2 separate regions of the Homo sapiens genome follow, and region 1 is linked to region 2. A link is a loop called in an ENCODE intact Hi-C map of the cell type or tissue named here. Cell type or tissue: CD4-positive, alpha-beta T cell. All regions are shown on one strand.

The links. Hi-C counts contacts between places; a loop is a spot of excess contacts. Peaks named below come from ENCODE experiments on the same cell type or tissue, not always from the same donor. Only the 100,000 strongest peaks of a DNase experiment are listed, where the experiment ranks them.
Region 1: it touches region 2 in a loop (24-fold over the local background); 9 of 110 quality-filtered maps call a loop at or near these places.

What each region holds. Positions count from the first base shown.
Region 1 is chr16:12,065,055-12,070,054 of GRCh38, forward strand. SNX29 (sorting nexin 29) reads left to right here. Exons shown (of 21, transcript NM_032167.5): 10 at 4,003-4,078. Among named protein-coding and RNA genes, the nearest start is that of SNX29, 91 kb to the left of the region's middle. RefSeq lists a silencer at 2,818-3,112 and an enhancer at 3,007-3,106. In CD4-positive, alpha-beta T cell, CTCF peaks have their summits at 3,007 (motif pointing left) and 3,208; a DNase peak (open chromatin) is centred at 2,997.
Region 2 is chr16:10,961,207-10,966,206 of GRCh38, forward strand. CLEC16A (C-type lectin domain containing 16A) reads left to right here. Exons shown (of 24, transcript NM_015226.3): 3 at 1,249-1,382. Among named protein-coding and RNA genes, the nearest start is that of CLEC16A, 19 kb to the left of the region's middle. RefSeq lists an enhancer at 4,311-4,390. In CD4-positive, alpha-beta T cell, CTCF peaks have their summits at 2,977 (motif pointing right) and 3,178; DNase peaks (open chromatin) are centred at 3,015, 3,805 and 4,465; H3K4me3 peaks cover 355 bases.

The sequences.
Region 1 (5,000 bases), 1.1 Mb after region 2:
GTTGGGAGGGAGAAAGGAGCAAAGAAGGGGGAACCCTGAAAGGAGTTCTCTTGAATCTTGGAAGAGATAACTCTGTGGTTTAGGGAGGAGTTTTGGAGTTGCTTTTCTTGGGTGACAGAGCCATTCACAGAAGGGGACAGCACCCCAGGTTGCAAGAGGAGACCCCAGACAAGCAAATGAGGACTGGGGACCATGCGTGGTTCCTCTGGGAGTATGTGGTGTCTATACCTGAGCAAAGCAAATTCACCAGCATTGCTTTCCAGTTGCAAGGAAGGGAGAGCTACCCAGGTTTATTTTGAGTGGGAATAGTAAACGGGTGAAAAATCACCTGTCAGTACAAGGTGATATGACTGCTCATCCCTTCATTGAGGGTCCTGTGTTTAGTATTGGGTTTTAGGAAATGCACAATTTCCAAGGGCTTTCTTAGGTTCCTTTGAAACCTTGGGTCCTCAAACCCTTTGTTTCCCCATCAAGTCTAAAGTTCTATTTCTCCTTGTCCTCACGTTGGATCTTGGAAGTTGTTTGTTGAGGTTGAGGACAGACTGTGGTGGCTCTGCCATAATCTGATGTGATTGGTTTTAGCACTTAGCTCTTAGTGGGCAGTTTTACTGTTTTGGTTGTCAGTGTTGCGGTGGCTGGGCGGACACTGCCCTGGTTGTGCTTCCCAGTCAGCTTATACGGGTTGTGTGCTGTTTGGGGTTCCTGGTTTTCTTTATTCAGTCTTCCCACTGGATCACTGGATGCAGGCCTGTATGCTAAAGTGGGTACAGGCTCAGCTCTGCCATTGGACGGACCAGGGTTCAAACCTTTGCACTTGTTAGTTCTGTGATCTTGAACAAGTTGCTTAAATTTTCGGGATCCATTTCCTCATCCGTAAAATTAGATAATGGTATCTGTCTTGGGGGCCTTAAGGATGAGACGGTCTATGCTGTGTGCACCCCAGAGCGTCAGGCCCACAACAAGTACAAGCCATTCGCGGTTGTGCATCGTGAAGGGGCCCGTGGGCAATCACCTGGGACCGTGTGGACATTGTATCCTCACTGAGCGCTCTCATTGAAGGCTGGGTGGGTCCATGCCTTTGCCCCAGCTGTGGATTTCCACTCTGCATGTTGAGTCCCTGTCTTTGCTTCAGGGAATGTAGTCTGACTCTGCATGAGTTAGATTAGCAAGGATGACAGGGAACTGGGGCGTCTGCTGTAGAAGGCCTCTTAGATGGTATGGAGCCTTTGGACCACGGGGCAGTGGACACGACTTGTGAGCCAAGAGGAGGAGGTCATTTTGGGGGCACTGAGCAGTCTTGGATCCCCCTGGCTCTGTGATGGGATGGAGGGTGGGTGCCGTGCTCTTGTGAGCTTACAGCCTAGTGCGACATAAGATGGGGTTGTGAGGGTCAGGATCTGTTGGTAGGCACAGCGGGGTATCCCAGTAGAGTTTTCTAGAAGGCAGTTAGAGATGTGGGACTGAGATTCAAGACAGGTCTGGGCTAGAGGTGAGGGCTTGAGCACTGTCGTCTTCACGGAGGTGAGAACTGTAGCCAAGACCTTGCCAGATGTGCCGAGGGTGACAGAGGGCCTTGGGGCCATGATTCAGGGCCACCTTCACTCAGGAATCAGAGAAAAGATGGTGGGGAGGAGGGCCGGAGATTAGTGTTGGGAAGGTTGAGAGAGGGGAGCGCCAAGTAGGAGGGGATGGTGGGGTGGGGGCTGAGGGAGGGGTTCCTTGGGCCATTCCAGTTGACCAGGTGGGAGGATGAATGCCCGAGGTAGCCAGGATCTGTTATGGGGTGAGTTGATGCCACCCTCACTGAGCATTCTCATTGAGTTTTACATGCGTTAAGATGTAACATTCGGGAGTCTGAGGCAGGAGGATTGCTTGAGGCCAGGAGTTTGAGACTGGTCTGGGCAACATAGTGAGACCGTGTCTCTAAAATAAATAAATAAATAAATAAATAAATAAATAAATAAATAAATAAATAAATAAGCAGGCCAGTCATGAGGGTGCATGCCTGCAGTCCTAGCTACTCAGGAGGCTGAGGTGGGAGGCTCTCTTGAGTCCAGGAGTTTGAGGCTGCAGTGAGCTATAATCGTGCCACTGCTCTCCAGCCTGGGTGACAGGAAAACCCTGCCTCTAAAAAAAGCGGGAGGGGAAGTGGACTTGAACTTCTTGAGAATTTGGAGTCAGTAAATAACTTGATGGAGACAGCAAGGTAGAAGAAAAGGTTAAAACAATTTTTTTTTTCCTGGTAAGTTTCCCTGAAGTTCAGCCCCTACAGAGCTGGGGGTTCTTGGGGCACCTTGAGTAAGCCAAGCAAAGATGGAGGGAATGGCATGGAGGATGGATGAGGAAGGCACCGAGGCGTGCTCTCTCCAGCACCATGTTCCTTGTCCCCGATGCACGGCTGGTTCCATAGTGGTCATTCACTAATAAGTTTCTTTTTCTTTTTCTCTTTTTGAGACGGAGTCTCACTCTGTCTCCCAGGCTGGAGTGCAGTGACGTAATCTCAGCTCACTGCAACCTCCACCTTCTGGGTTCAAGCAATTCTTCCACCTCAGTTTTCCAAGTAGCTGGGATTACAGGCGTGCACTACCTCGCACAGCTAATTTTTGTATTTTTAGTAGAGACGGGGTTTTGCCATGTTAGCCAGGCTGGTCTCGAACTCCTGACCTCAAGTAATCCACCTGCCTTGGCTTCCCAAAGTGGTGGGATTACAGGCGTGAGCCACCGCGCCTGGCCCAAGAAGTTTCTTGAGTGAGCAAGGTTTCTCCTGGGTGATACTGGCCTTAATGTCACCATGCAGCCCAAGGCTTATGGATTTGCATGTTTTCCTGGAAGGAGACTTGAGCATTTATGAAAATTGTTCAGGTCCCTAGCCCGTTAGTTCCAGAGACTACTTATGGCCCCAGCTCTTGTGAATGCCTTTCCTAAATGCACTTAATGCAGGGAAAATTGGCCTTTTTAGAAAGCCGCAGACATTGTCAGGAATTAGACCATGCTGCCCTCTACTGTCTGATTCAAGGCACTACAAGCAGGAGCAGTTTTGTCTTAACAGCAAGCTGATTCATTATACCCGGTTTCTGGCCCTGGTTCTGAATATGGACTTCATGCATAATTCCAGGTGGCTCAAGGTCGAAAATGTCACAGGCCAGGCACAGTTGCTCACATCTGTAATCCCAGCACTTTGGGAGGCCAGGGCGGAAGGATTGCTTGAGCCCAGGAGTTTGAGACCAGCCTGGGCAACATAGTGGGACCCCCATCTCTACAAAAAAAAATAAAAAATAAATTAGCTCGGCATGGTGGCACACACCTGTAGTCCCTCCCAGGTACTTGAGAGGCTGAGGTGGGAGGACCACTGGAGCCTGGGAGGTTGAAGCTGCAGTGAGCCGTGATCACACACCACCACTGCACTCCATCTCAGCCTGGGTGACACAGTGAGACCCTGTCTCAAAAAAAAAAAAAAAAAAAAAGTCACAGGTTAAGGGGAAGTATAGGGCTTTTAAAAAAAAATTTTTAATGGAGCTTCGCTCTTGTTGCCCAGGCTGGAGTGCAATGGCACGATCTCGGCTCACTGCAACCTCTACCTCCAGGGTTCAAGCGATTCTCCTGCCTCAGCCTCCCGAGTAGTTGGGATTACAGTCGTGCACCAACACGCCCAGCTAATTTTTGTATTTTTAGTAGAGATGGGGTTTCACCATGTTGGCCAGGCCGGTCTCGAACTCCTGACCTCAGGTGATCCACCTCCCAAAGTGCTGGGATTACAGGAGTGAGCCGCCATGCCCGGCCAAGTATAGGGCTTTCTGCTTCTACAGTGACTGATGCCAAGTCTGAGATTATCTCTGAACAACAGGAAACAGCTGATTAAAATCCAGCTTGCAGGAGAGATGGAGAAAAATTTCTTAGTCAAGTGATGTAGCAGATGAGCCAATGTCTGCATTGTGTCTTTGTCTTATGGAGAACATGTAGTGAGAAAAGTGACCTCTTTCTGTGATTGCTCTCTCTGCACAGATGCCCCCCTCGGAAGCCTGGAGAACGGGACAGGACCAGAGGACCACGTTCTCCCAGATCCTGGACTTCGGTACAGGTTAATATTGAGAAACCCAGTTGCCTGTGGCATTAAAACATCCTATTCACAGCTGTGCATTTTATTCTTTTTTAAAGATAGGAGTGCACCTGCTAGGATTAAAGGGCAAGGGTTTACTTCACATTTATGTTCAGATTTAGTCTTTTTTTTTGAGATGGAGCCCGGTTCTGTTGCCCAGGCTAGAGTGCAGTGGCGCAGTCTCGGCTCACTGCAAACTCCGCCTCCCGAGATCAAGCGATTCTCTTGCCTGAGCCTCCCAAGTAGTTGGAATTACAGGCACACACCACCATGCCTAGCTGATTTTTTTGTATTTTTAGTGGAGATAGGGTTTCACCACGTTGGCCAGGCTGGTCTCCAACTCCTGACCTCAGGTGATCTGCCCACCTCGGCCTCCCAAAGTGCTGGGATTACTGATGTGAGCAGATTTAGTCTTTACATCACAGAAGATGCAGTTGCCAAGGGTCTTAGATCATTACTGCCTCAGAGAGACTGTATAAGAGATGGTAGATGACGAATGTCAACACCTTTTGGGGCATATCTGGGTGCCTCCTCTATTGTTATTTTCTTTTTTTCTTTTTGAGACAGTCTCGCTGTGTTGCCCAGGCTGGAGTGCGGTGGCGCAATCTCGGCTCACCGCAAGCTCTGCCTGCTGTGTTCACGCCATTCTCCTGCCTCAGCCTCCTGAGTAGCTGGGACTACAGGCGCCCGCCACTGCGCCCGGCTAACTTTTTGTATTTTCAGTAGAGATGGGGTTTCACCGTGGTCTCGATCTCCTGACCTCGTGATCCGCCCGCCTCGGCCTCCCAAAGTGCTGGGATTACAGGCCACCGTGCCCGGCCTGTTATTTTCTTAATTTAAATATTTGTTGATATTTGATAACAAGATTTGACCATCCTAGTGTTGTATATTTAAGCCATTTAGA
Region 2 (5,000 bases):
TCTGGAGGTCAACATGAATGGCATTTACAGGCAGATGGGCCTCCGAGTTGGAGAAGATTGTAAGGGTCTTTTTTAGGCCATTTAAATTTTTTCATTTATCCGTTCATGGATTCAGACAGAATCAGGCAGCACTGAGTAAGTTCCAGGCCCATGACCTCACCACTGTGGAGATGCCAGACGAGGACAGAGAGGCACCCACAACTGAGTCAGCCCGCAGGCACACCTCATTTCTTCCAAGTGTCCCAGATGCAAGATTATCTGGTGTTAGCTTGAGTACAGAGAACACATAACTAGAAACGTCATTCTCTTCCTTTAGAGAAAGGCACTGGATGGTCTGTTTCCTTTTCAAGACTGAAAGAGCCAACGTGTACCCCCAGAAGCCAGTGCCGCTAGGCTGTGTACAGACAAGTATCCTATCCACAAGGAGAAAGGCAGAAACAGACCTGGGGATGGGTTAGTAGGGTTTCTCCACCACATCAGTACCTGTGTATTTCTTTCTAGTTATTTTCCCCTAGAACTTGACAATTTGGGAGCCACAGTACATTTGGTTGTCATATCTCCCCAGCCTCCTCTGTTCCGTGACTCTTTTTTAGTCTTCTGTTGTTTTTACGACCCTGAAAGTTTTGAGAAATGCTGGCCAGGTCTTCTGTGGAATGTCCCCCAAAATGGGTTTGTCTCACTTTTCTCATGATTAAACTGGCAGTTAAGGGGAAGAAAACCGTAGGGCTAAAGCTTTTTGGGAACTTTTTTTTCTTTTTTTTCTTTTTTTTTTTTTTGGCTCTGTCACCCAGGCTGGAGTGCAGTGGCCTGATCATATCTCACTGCAGCCTTGAACTCCTGGGCTCAAGCGGTCCTCCCACCTTAGCCTCCTGAGTAGCTGGCACTTCAGGCATGCACCACCGCCTAATTTTTTTTTTCTTCTCTGTAGAGGTAGGGGTCTTGTTATTTTGCCCAGGCTGGGTCTTGAACTGGCCTCAAGCGATCATCCTGCCTCAGCCTCCCAAAGTACTGGGATTGCAGGCATGAGCCACTGTGCCCAGATCTAAAACTCATTTAATACTCATAATTATATCTTATTCCTTTGCTGGGAATTCCAGTTGTGGCGGGTGACAATGGGTGGCATGACCTGTGCAGATACCTTGGGGGAGAGGGGTGAATCTAATACTTGTGTTGTGAATGAAACCAGATAATAATTTCTGTTTCCACATGTGGAAGCAAGCCACTGATGCTTTTCCATTCTCTCCCCAGCTTCTTCCTGGAGAAGAATATGTTTGTTTTCTTCTTGAACATCTTGCGGCAAAAGTCGGGCCGTTACGTGTGCGTTCAGCTGCTGCAGACCTTGAACATCCTCTTTGAGAACATCAGTCACGAGACCTCACTTTGTAAGGACATTCCTTGGTATTTGCCTCTGTGCTGCTGTGCATGTAGCAGGGTGAAGTTGGGCGTGGTTTTCTGTGTCTGCGCTTACTATTCGTCGGCTCAGGCTATCCTAACAAAATACCATAGACTGAGTGGGTTAAACAATAGAGATTTGTTTTCTCACTGTTCTGGAGCATTGAAGTCCAAGATTGGCCAGGCATGGTATCTCATCCCTGTAACCCCAGCACTTAGGAGGCCAAGGTGGGCAGATCACTTGAGCTCAGGAGTTTGAGAACAGCCTGGACAACAAGGTGAAACCCCGTCTCTACAAAAAACCACAAAAATTAGCTGGGTGTGGTGGTGTGCACATGTAGTCCCAGCTACTCAGGAGGCTGAGGCAGGAAGATTGTTTGTCAAGGAAGTCGAGGTTGCAGTGAGCCGTGATTGTGCCACTGCACTCCAGCCTGGGTGACAGAGCAAGACCTTGTCTCCAACAACAACAAAAAAAAAAGTTCAAGATCAAGTTGCCAGCAGGGTTGGTTTCTAGTGAGGGCTCTCTTCCTGGCTTGCAGACGGCCACCCTCTTGCTGTGCATGGCCTTTCATCTGTGTGTGAGTGGAGAGAAATTGAGAGAGTGCTAGCTGGTGTCTCTTCCTCCTTCTATGGGGACGCCAGTCCTATTGGATGAGAACCCCCACCCTTATGACCTCATTAACCTTAATTACCTCGCCAAAGGCCCTGTCTTCAAATACAGCCACAATGGGGGTTAGAGCTTCAATGTAGGAACCTGAGGGAGACATAGTTCAGTCCCTAAGCCTGTGTTTGTTTCTGTGTGGTGGGTACTATCAGAGGGTTCCCCTCTGCTGATGATGCTGGGGGTGTTTGCAGTTCTTCTTTATGACTTGCTATTAAAGAGTTGGGGTCGCTGAATCATCAGCCAATGGAATAAGCACTGGAAGAAGTAAGACAAGGAAGATCTCTGCCAGAGGGCAGGCAAGGGTGTGTGCATTGGTACCAACCCTCCTGCTTCAGTCCCTCCACCCAGCTAGTGAGTGTGTGACTCCGAACTTCTTACCTGCCCTCACTAAGCCTCAGTTTCGTCATCCGTAATAACCACCCCTGAGAGGCAGGTGCCATCAGTGCTTTCATTTTAACACCCAGGCGCCAGCTCTAGCAAAGCCAGAATAGAGAAGGGGTTTCATCCCAGGCGATTAGCTCAGTGGTCTTCAGTGAGGGGACATTTGGCATCATCTAAAAACATTCTTGGGGGTGCTGCTGACATCTAGTGGGTAGAGGGTAGGGGTGCTGCTAAGGACAGGCCCCCCACAACAGGGAATTACCCAGCCCAAATTGTCCCCAGTGCCGAGGCTGAGAAACCCTGGTTTGGTTCCTAATCCTCCACGCTAGACTGCTAGCTTTGTTATTCCAAGGTGACTTCACCAAGCCCGGGCCCTGCCCGCCAGAAGTGGGGGACAAGTGGCCAAATGTCTATATCAGAGGCAGGCTCTAAGTCCCCAGGACAGGTCTGAAAAAAGTCTGCAGTGGGCAGAAAGAGGTAGAGATGGTGGCATTCCTCTGGCCAAGAGGGAGAGGTGAAAGGGCTGCTGAGTGATGGCTCTCGCAGCCGCCGCTAGGTGGTGCTGCTGCCTCAGAGACGCCTTATGCTTCCCGGTGACCGCAAGTTGACAAATGTGGGCCGACTCCTGTCTCCCTAAATGGTTTCCCTTGTTACCAGCGCCTGTTTCACTGGATGTGAAATGACTGCGGTTTCTAAAAGCTCTGAGGGGAAGATCCAGCTCAGTGGCACAGGCCCTTGACTCAGACTGAACCAGGTCCCAGGCCCAGTTCTGCCCCACACTGGCTCCCTGCACGTGCCTGGACAGTGAAGGCTCCGAGCTGCTGTTTGTGCATCTGTCAAGAGGAGAGCACAGTGGCTGCAGCATAGAGTGGCTGGGCGTGAGCGTGAGAGCAGGTGTTCAGAGCGAGGCACAGGGTCTGGCAGATAGGACATGGCCATGGTGTCGGTTTTATCCTTTAAGGCAACATCACCCTCAGTGTCCCTGCCCTGGGAAGCCTCTCAAAGTCCAGCTAGGCACGGGGTGACTGGATTGAGATGGGGGTGGGGCGATCAAAACTTACGGCTTTTAGAGTGTTTCTCTGAATTATGTGGCTTTTAAAAATTGTATATATTTAATGTGTACAACTTGATTTAATATATACATATACACAAAAAAATGTGTACATTGTGAAATAATCACGGCAATCAAGTGAATTAACATATCCATCACCTCACTTTTGTGCGTGTGTGTGGGTGGGGGTTGTGTGTGCACCTTGGGTGATGAAAATATGCAGTAGATCTGTTAGCAGATTTCAAGTCTGTAACACAGTAGGATGACCTGTAGTCACTGTGCTGTACATGAGAGCTCCGGAACTTACTCATCGTGCGTCGTACCCTTTGATCAGCGTCTCCCCATTTCCCTCCTCCCCAGTCCCTGGTAACCACCCTTTGACTCTCTGCTTCTATGAATTTGACTGTCTTAGATTCTCCCTGTAATTGAGATCATGCAGTATGCGTGGCTTTTCTTGTCCTGGCACCGAAAAGGGTGCCCTGCTGTGGGAAACCCAGGCAGATGCCCCTGGCTTTATAGCCCCTTCACCACAGTGCTTTTATAAGCCCTGCAAAAAGGGTAGAAATCATTGCACGTTTACAGAACTTGGATTTGTAAGGGGTGAGGAGGATAGAAGACCTTTGCTTTTATTTTTGTTTTCTAATCACAGAAGAAAAAATGTCCTCATTGTTAAATAACGAAAAGCCAAATGTTAGAAAAATGTAAAGTCAAGTTTCTGCAGAATTCAACCCTAACGATCCATTGTGCACCAGCCATTCTGCTGTTTGCTTTTCTTTTTCCCACCTTCCCAGTGTATCCTAGATCTCATTGTCCCGTTCTGTAACCCTGCCTGGTTTGGTTTAGGAGTGGCAGCTTGTTGTGCTATAATCTATTTAACCTGACCACGGGCATTTAGGTGGTTTCCAGCTTTTCACTATTACAAGCTACCATTTCACAAATGCACCTGTTGCCTGTTGGGGTTAGTGACCTAAGTGACAGAGTCCCGAGAGACTGAGATTACGTACAGGCTCCCGGGTTTATTAGAAAAGGATACCACAGAAAGTCAGCCACACAGTGAGGGGGTAGTAGAAAAATCCCAGCCTGATAATAGAGGCACCTCCAACTGTCCTATGGTGGCCCCCCACCACCCACAGAGTCATCTCTTGGAGGCCCTGGAAAAGTCCCTGCTGGGGAGTGGAGGGAGCCTGTCGCTGTTCCAGCTCCAGGGTACAGCTGAGAGACTCACAGTTGCACATCTGAAGCTCCCAGTATGGTGTCTGTGCTGCTGGTGGTCTGGAAGCCACTAGCCAGTCACAGCAGGGCTCAGTAAGACACCCCAACAGCTCCTTATCCTGCCAGCCCATTACCCCTCCCTACTTCTCCCCCAGCAAGAGCCAGAATGACACAGAAAGAAAAAGAAGTGCTCTGGGTATCAGAATCACCTGGGTGACACGATACCCATGTTAGACTCCAGGTGGATAAATAAACTGTGGACTATTCAGAGAATGTACTACTATATAGCAAAAAAGAAAA